Regions from separate parts of the Mus musculus genome. Here region 1 is linked to region 2. A link is a loop called in an ENCODE intact Hi-C map of the cell type or tissue named here. Cell type or tissue: heart. All regions are shown on one strand. Links, peaks and the distances in the headings refer to the core of each region. The heading gives the core; the rest is flanking DNA. Region 1 overlaps Rtn4ip1 (reticulon 4 interacting protein 1). Region 2 has its middle 20 kb from the start of Gm40634.

Region 1 (4,390 bases), core at 72-4,071, 200 kb before region 2:
ATGGCCTGTCCAGCCTGCTTTCTTATACAACTCAGGAGCACCTGTCCTGGGGTGGCACCATCCACAGTGGGCTGGCCCCTCCCACATTGAACATTAGTCATGAAAATGCCCCATGAACATGCTCACGAGCCTATTTGACAGACATTCCCTCTTCCCAGGTAACTATAGTTGGTGTTAACAAAACTAACTAGTACACTAGACTCAGCTTTTGAGGAAAGTAATTTATAACATATGAATTTATAAATTCATATAAACAAAAGTCTTCCTAATCACAAGATTAAGAAATCCTTTTACCTGTATCGCAAAAGTACCAACTCCACCTGACGCACCCAAGATTAAGGCACTGCAACAGAAGAGAAAGCACAGCGGTGAGACACTGGGCAGCACACTCTAAAGATGAAACTTCCTCAGTGACAAACAGTCCCCAAAGCAACTAAAGCCATCCTCCTTCCCAAGGCTGAATTACAGCGTTCACCAAGAAGCTGCAGAGAGTTAAAACGAAACCTTTAGCACACTCTTAACTGAAACACAAAACACTCACAGACAAACAATTCACTTCTGCAGGTAGCTTAGATGGTGCTTTGTAACCTCCGCTTCACAGTCAGTTATTCTAGGCTAAAGTTAGCGCGCTTCTCTGTAAGGAGGAAACTTCTTAATGCTGTTCTCTCAGAAGTCACATTCCTGACCACATTCCTGCAGAGGTAGAAGAGCACCTTGTGTCCAGGCATGTCTTGCTAAGCTCGTCAACTGTCACAGACAGACTCATCTCGGTAGGATTTCCTGTATAAGCCGCTGACTGTGCTGTCAGCACAAGCATCCTGGGCTCCAGGCTCTTACCACAGCTACGCAGTGGCCTCCTGCCACTGGAGACCTGGGCTAGGGGAGAGACGACTTAGCCTGGAGTCCATAGAGAGGGCAGAGGTAAGAAGGGAGGGAGAGAGCCTGATCCTCTACATTTGTGACTCTCCAAAAATGTAATGCAAGGCTAGGTGTGCATAGGCAAAGAGAAGGATACAAAGCCACCATCCATTTCCCAAAGAAGTCTGAGATCTGAAAGAATCAGTAGTCAAAACTCACAGCATCAGGCAGGCAAGATGGTTCAGTGGGTAAAAGGGCTTGACAGGAAAGTCTGACCACCTGAGAGCAACCATCGGCACCCGCAGGAGTGGGGGTAAGAGGGCAGAACAAACTCCTGAAAGGTGTTGTCTGCCTCCATGCGAGTGCTATGGAACATACATGTGTACACACATGGGGGGGGGGGGGGCGGAACCTGGGCTGCATGATGTCAAATATCTAGAACATTGTACCCAGTAGAGGTGGAAGGCCATGACATAATGGGGTCTGGTATCTGGTACTATATTAACTATTACGGAGGCTATTTCATGAAAATTCCCTGAGCGCCCACAGAAAACACTCCTGAGATAAGTGGAGGGGGTGCCTGCCGTCTATCTACCACTATCATTACATAACTACTAGTTATAGGCCCTCTATCTTCACTACGAGACAGTATAGAATTTTGCCACCTACTGCTAACCAGTGCACTGAGCCTTAGAACACACACCCTGCCTGTAATCTTAGCTACTTCATCTTTCTGTCCCTCACGCAAATCACAGAGGCTGATTATTATCATCTGTTGTGTGTTAAGAGTTATGACTATAATTTCCAAGTCAGCTGTTCCCTTTGAAATACCATTAAATATAATTTTAAAAAGTCTCTTTGAAAATCACGTTACTTCTAGAAGTGGTTTTCATCTCAAAGCTATCACTAGTGAAGAAGAGGTGACACTCTGCAGATGTTCCATCTCCTCCAAACTTCAACCCATGCGATAGCGTTAGTATTCCCAAGTGGGGAAATATGACACAGGAAGTGTCACACAGCTGAGGTGCTGGTACACACCTGGAATCCCAGCACTCGGGAGGAGGAGGCTGAGGCAGGAGAATGTAAGGTCAAGATCAGCCTGGGCAGCTCAGTGAGACTCTCTCAAACCAAATCATGTAAACAACAAAACAACTATCATACGGATTTTTAACAGTTAATTTACCCATAAAATACTTGGCCTTGACTCTTTGATTATTACCTAAATTAGTCAAATTCTCCTTCAAGTAACATCACACTTTTCTTTTACTCTACATTAGGACAGAGAAAGGACAGGCATTTTACCAAGTTTTTTTGTCTAACAGCGGTGATTTTTGACTCCTAAGGCTCTGCTTAAGAAAACGCCTCTCTGGTGGCTTGAGACGATTTCCTATGGAAGCTACAAACCAGCGGCACTACTGTTAGAAGCACCCCAGCACTAGCAGTACTCAGCCTGGAGGGATGTCTGCTTTGCACAAGGACTGGAGATAAAGGAGGACACACTTAGCAGACAGGATTAAAAGGACAGCAAATATCATGGCTGCCCGGGTTCCAACTGACAGACATGTCTCTGACCTCCTTCCTGTCAGCTTGTCTCTTCCCCATAACCCTTAATCCGAAGCAGCCTCACTTCCTAAATAAAACAGCAAAATTATCTCACAAAAGCGTGATGCTCTACAACCAGTGTCAGTTCCCAATGCTGCCACCTGAGGGAGCCCTCAAAGTGCAAACGAGCAGAGAAGCAGGCTCAAGACGGGATGGAGGCGCACCAAGGAAGTGCTGAGACACTGAGGGAGGACTTTTTTCTGGCCGCACAAACTTTAGTTTTGTGTAGGGTCAGGCAGGGCCTATTCTTTTTCCGAACAAAGCCAATCTCTAAAGGGACAGCAGGCAAAATAAAGTCTAAAGCCAGCAATAAGCTGACGTTCTGTGGCTAAGCTAACTGTATTCTATAAAGTACCTCGCAGACCTAAGGGAAGAGCACCGTGGCGCCCACCCTCACTCTGTCCCCCAGTGCTGTTCAGGAGGATTTTCTTACCTACCTTGCTGTATCACCACACTCCACATGCACACCCAACCAAAGTTAGAAAAAAGAAAAAAATGGTGAAAAAAGTGTGCTGCTTGCTATTTTATATCAATGGTCGGCAGCCTTTGAGACAGTTCATATTGTGGAGACTCCCAACCATAAAACTGTTTTCACTGCTATTTCATGACTGTAATTTTGCCACTGTTATAAATCATCATGTAAATATTTTGAAGACAGATGTTTGCCAAAGGGGTTACAACCCACAGGCTGAGAACCACTGGCTTCTATAGGAAAAAGCCCATGAACATTGTAATTCAAGATTGCCCAGGTCTTTAACACATGGCTCCTCACTTCATAGACCACAGCTTACTCTGAAAATTCTGTGGCTTGATCTAATTAATGGCAGACCTAGAAAGCACTAGAGAATAGGAATGATGACTACAATGCTATGCATTCTTCTTTGTTGTTGAGACAGAGTATTAGGTAGCCCCCGCTGGCCTCAGACCTTGCTATGGAGCCGAGGGTGGTCTTGAAGTCCTGGCCCTCCTAGCTCAGCCTCCAGAGTGGTTGGTTACAGGTATGTGCTATCATACTTGCTTTCTTAAACTCTAAAATCCTAATTCGCTCTGTCATTTCTGCCTAATGTTTGAATAAGCCAATAATGTGCTGATTTAACAGTGGCTTCTTTGGAGAGATGGCTCAGCAGATAAGAACACTTACTGCTCTTCCAGAGGACCTGAGTTCAGTTCCCAGCACCCACATCAGGTGCCTTTCAATTGCCACAACTCTACTTCAAGGAGATCAGACTTCTGGCTTCCACAAGTGCTCTCACACATGTGGCATACATTCACAGACACAAAAACTCGAGTGCACATGTGCACACACACACAACCATGAGGGAACCCGAAGGAGGAATTTACTCTCAAGTTTCTGTTCTGTCTTGGCCTGAAGAAACCTGGGCTGCAAATGTCCAGATCTCGGCACTGACTCATGTTGTGCTTTTTAACACAGGTGTAATAGGCTTTCCTGGCTCCCCGTGAGATTAAAATACTCCTAGTAGATCCCAATAAAAACGATGAAGTCTGGCTATGTTTTCTACAGGTAAAAACAATGACCTTTAGGAAATAAGAATGGTGCTGACGATGACCCACATTTGAGTTTCACGAGCTCCTTTTCAATGTGGGAGTGGAGAGACAGGTGAAGCTGCAGCCGACCTATCCTAGCACAACATGCTGCTTACTTACCATGCTAAGTTCCCTACTAACTACCGTGGATGAGAAACTTTGACTGAGGGAGATAATACAGTTACGAACAAAGCAACCGAATGGGGACTAAGAGAGCCTGGGCTGGTTTCCTTCCCTTCTGAATCTCTGTAACTCATACTGACATCTCCCAGGTTACAGAACAGTTCATGTATGAGTTAGACATCTGAAATATAAACACCCTTTCCCATGAGCACAAAGCTATTTATATACTTTGGCAAATGCCCAGGGTAACTGCCTCCCCCAT
Region 2 (4,390 bases), core at 85-4,084:
GGGGGGCCTGCTAGGAGTAAATCCATGAAATGTAGATGCCACAGCGGTATCTTTCAAAGGTATCAGGTGCAGAATGGTTTTTAATGTGGAATCCAGGCCTCCAATTAGAGGCTTGTTCTACTTGCTCAATTTGGTTTGGATTAAATGCCCACTGACCCCTTGTCCCTATAGCATTTCATTGCTGGGATGGATATGTGGGAACCCTTCCCCCACTAGTGGCATACAATCTCTATACCATTAGAAGTCTGCATTCATTCTTTCTCAGATGAACTATGCACCCTCCTGATCCTTCCATTAGCGAGGAAGCGATCCAAAGAAAAAAGAGAAGCCAATGGCAAAGGTAGCAACAGGCTGAATGAATGTTCATGTGGCCAAAGTCTCCATGGTTCCTAACCAACACATTTGAGGTGGGCAAGAATACTACCTCTCTCTCCCCAGCCAACAAATGAGAGAAAACAGGACACAGAGACTTCTGTAAGGTGTCCTGGGAGACTCCCTATCCACTCAGTCCTATTGGTTGTGCCTAAACACTTTCAACTAAAACAGATTAGTAGACCAGAAAAAACTTGCCTTCATCATAAAGAGGAATGTCCATTGCTGGATGTGGTGTGCATACCTGTAATCCCAGAAATTAGGAGACTGGAACAGGAGAATTGCCGTGTTTGAGTTACAAGGCTGGGTTGGGTTACATGATGAGTTCTGGGGCAGCCAGAACAGCCCCAGAGCAAGACCCTGTATTAGGAAAAAAAACAAAAAACAAAACAAAACAGAGAGCTGGCCAGCAGTGCATGGACTCAGGCGTCAAAGACAAGCAGGTCTCTGAGTTCAAGGCCAGCCCAGTCTACAGAGTGAGTTCCAGGACAGCCAGGGCTACATAGGGAAACCCCATCCTCATACAAAACAAAACAAAAAGAAAAGAAAGAAAGAAAAAAATGAAGAAAAATGAATTAATTAAAACCATCTCTCTCCATCAATGCCTTTCAGGTATAATATACATATACTTGTGCACAAGCACCCAGAGTTGAAGGGTCACAGGTGTCTCTCAATTGGCCCTGGATTCAGTCCCCAGCACCCAAAACAAAAGAGTTCATACCAGTGTTTAACGACTCCTTCAAAGGATTTGATGGAGAATAATTAACTGGGAAATTGTTGCTCAAGGGATGGTAGTCTTGTTCTCTCAAAATAAGTACATAATAAAAGGAAAAATACTTTTTTTTTCCAATCCCGGGTACAGTGTGGGACCTGGAGAATGCTAAGCAAGCCCTCTAGTACTGAACTTCACTACTGGCCTGGAAAATACACTTTTTAAAATGGAGTGTGGGGGAAGGGCCATGTGGGAGGAGGTGTAGGGAGAGCTGCGATTGGGATTTAAAATTAGTTAATTAATTAATTAATTAATTAATGGGGAAAATGTGTTTAAGTGCAGCATACAGATGTCTCCAGGATGGTTAAAGAATTCCTATCAGCTCCCTTTATGCCTGATGAATAAACCTCCAGTCCTTTAAGGCTATTCATTGATTCCTGGGTGGTTTATTTTTCGTTTTTTACGGGGCTTGACCCAGCTCACTTCCCTCCCTATTCCTGAAGCTGCGGTCTTTTGAGAAAACCCCGACTCCAGGAACCAAAACTCTTGGCTTTCTCTTCTGCCCACCGCCCGCAGGACACCTGCTGCCGACCTTTCTTAGTTCTGTCTCCCAGGACGGTTACGAGCTGAGTGCTGGGATCGTTGGTGTGCCGGGAAATGGCCTCACACCGTTCCTGTGACCCACTGTCTGGAAGCCGTGGGCTTGCTCATTATCCACGCTCTCCTGGAGGTCCAGTTACCAGCATTGTCCACTGCCAGGGCCACAGCGGAAACTGGTCTAACCAGTTTTCTCCTCTCCCTGGACTATTCCAAGGCAGACACACTCAAGCCTGGCAAAAATACTGAGAGTTTCTGTTCCCAGGACGGAGACCCGCCACAACAAGCCTGGCTGTTGTTAAACTCTGGTCTGGTTTCCTCCCCCAACCCCGTCTTCTCTCCCCAACACCTCCTGGGTTTGCCACGAGGCTATGCACCATCGAGTTTGAATGCCGCGTTGAGTTGTTGATTAAAACAGCATGCCGTTTTCTGAAGGTCAAACAACATATGACAATAAGTGGATATAAAATATCGGCGAAACAAATGTGTGGCTTCTGCACTGGATGCAGAGGCAAAACTGGCTGCCCTTTAAAAGCCTCCACGTTCTCGAGAAGTCCTGGAGTATTAAAATTGATGATGGTGATTAGGTTGCTTTTCAGAGCAGCAAAAATGTGTATAACCGAATCCTCATGGGCTTAGCCATTTTCAGCCCGGGCATATTAACTTGTCTGGCTGTGAAGCTGCTATTGTATACACAAGTATTTAACCGTGAGTGCAGCGGGTCCCAAATTAAAACCATATTTTGTTAGCACCACATGTTCCAGCTCTGACAGTATTTATCAAAGGGGAAGCTGCTGGATTTATTGAAGGAAATGAACTTGCCTGGGGTCTGCCAGACTCAACCCTTACAGCGAGGCTGAGCGTGAGGCTATTGGCTCCAGGCCACTCACTGGCTTCGGCAGGGTGGGCTATGGACACCCCACCCCCTGTCTCCCCACAGCTAGGCGTCGGGGGAGGTTGACAGCTCCAGGCCATTCTTTCTTCAAAGATCTGTTTGTATTCTCTTCTTTGTGAAGTCTTTGCTTCCTCTACCCAAGCTTCTTGCTTCTTTCTTCTTCCTCTGAAAGCTGCAACCTCAGTCTGGGGACTTTGTAGAGAAGATGAGATTCTAAAGCCTGCCCCACACCTCCTGATCTACATTTCAGCAAATCCCCGGGGGGGGGGGGGGGGGTCCTGTGCTGGCGGAAATTTGCTCTGCACCACCCCCACCCCCCACCTTCCACCCCTTACCCACCTCCTACCCCACCCCTACCTCCCCCTCACCCCACCCTCACTTATCTCTTTCACCTGTACTTCTCATTAGGAGCCTTGTTACCCACTCCACGTGTGTATGGATTTTGCTGGCTGTCACAATGCTGGGATGGAGCCCTGCTGGTTCAGTGACAGCAATGACACTGGACAGCTTGCAGAAGAAAGCAGTGCATATGTCACACAACTGGAAATGTGGCTGAACTCTCAGGCAGGTGAAAAGCCTATGCTTAATCCTGAGCCTGGAACCTAATTTCTCTTCATATACAGAAACAAAGCCTTGTTTGTACAATTTTAATATACACGAAGCCTTCTAGAAATGCAGCCTCATGAAAATTCAGGAAAACCAGCCCTTTGTTAGGGTCAGAACTTAGTTTTGTTAGCTCAAAGTGGAGTTTGCAGGTCAATGTTACATCTGTATTGGTCTGTATCTGTAAGATGCCCCAATAAAAGTGAATTTCCCCCCTCTGGTGGTGGTAGGGATTGACCTTAGCACTTTAAATATACTAAACACTGACCCACGATCCCAGCCCCCCAGTAACAGTGACTTTCATGGTATTTTTTTATGAGTCCTCATTGCAAATGTTAAAGAGCATCTATCTATACAGTAAAACTTCTGTTCGTTTAAATAGCAAATTATGTTTATATTTTCTTTGCATTTGAGCTTAGGAATTTATTATATCAGTTTCAAGTTAATTATTCATGATTCAAGAAACCCAAGGGACATTCCAACTGTTCCCGAAAGAGGTGTCTTAGTTTCTTGTTCCCTGTTGCTGTGATAAGACACCTAGACAAAAGCAAAGCAAGCAAGGAAGGGTTTATTGCAGCTCGATGTTCAAGGGTCTAGTCTGTTGTAGCAGGGTGGTTGAAGGGATAAGAGCCAGCTGCAGCTTGTCACATCACATCCAGAGTCAGAAAGGGAGTTAGGAGAACTCCAGACAGTATAAAATGCATGTGATCAGCCAGGAAGTGGTGCCACCCACCTTTAGGATACATAGGTCTTCCCACCTCAGTAAGTTCCCTCACAGGTGTATCTGGGTGAGTCTAGAGCCTATCAAGATGAGAGCTCACAGTATCCATCACAGACACTGGTCTAATGGTACTCGCTCGGCTTCTGGACGCTACTTACTTAACATGGCCCTTATGACGAACTGTCTTGTTATGCTGACTGTGTTTCTAGGAGACCATGCCTCTGTCCTCTTCTGCACAAGATTACAAATGTCCTGTTGGTGGTCTGTGTGTCATAAGCCTGGTGTCTGTCCTACTTAGTTCTGGATCATCCTGTTGTTACGATGGAAACTGTGGCCAGAATGAACTTGGGGAGAACAGGTTCGTGTGCTCTATGCATCCTGGTCAGTCTCCCCTTGAGAAAAGTCAAAGCAGGTGCTGAAGGAGAGGCTGTGGAACAATGCTGCTTCCTGGCTTTCTCCCTGTGGCTCATTCGGCTTGCTTTTTATAGAA

The links. Peaks named below come from ENCODE experiments on the same cell type or tissue, not always from the same donor. Only the 100,000 strongest peaks of a DNase experiment are listed, where the experiment ranks them.
Region 1: it touches region 2 in a loop (6-fold over the local background); 3 of 42 quality-filtered maps call a loop at or near these places.

The regions. Positions count from the first base shown.
Region 1 is chr10:43,917,340-43,921,729 of GRCm38, reverse strand. It overlaps Rtn4ip1 (reticulon 4 interacting protein 1), which reads right to left. Exons shown (of 9, transcript NM_130892.5): 5 at 295-343. Among named protein-coding and RNA genes, the nearest start is that of Rtn4ip1, 18 kb to the right of the region's middle. In heart, for the core only: a CTCF peak has its summit at 2,549 (motif pointing right); no DNase peak of the experiment used is centred there.
Region 2 is chr10:43,721,006-43,725,395 of GRCm38, reverse strand. No RefSeq gene overlaps it. Among named protein-coding and RNA genes, the nearest start is that of Gm40634, 20 kb to the left of the region's middle. In heart, for the core only: no CTCF peak of the experiment used is centred there; no DNase peak of the experiment used is centred there; H3K4me3 peaks cover 1,446 bases; H3K27ac peaks cover 1,807 bases.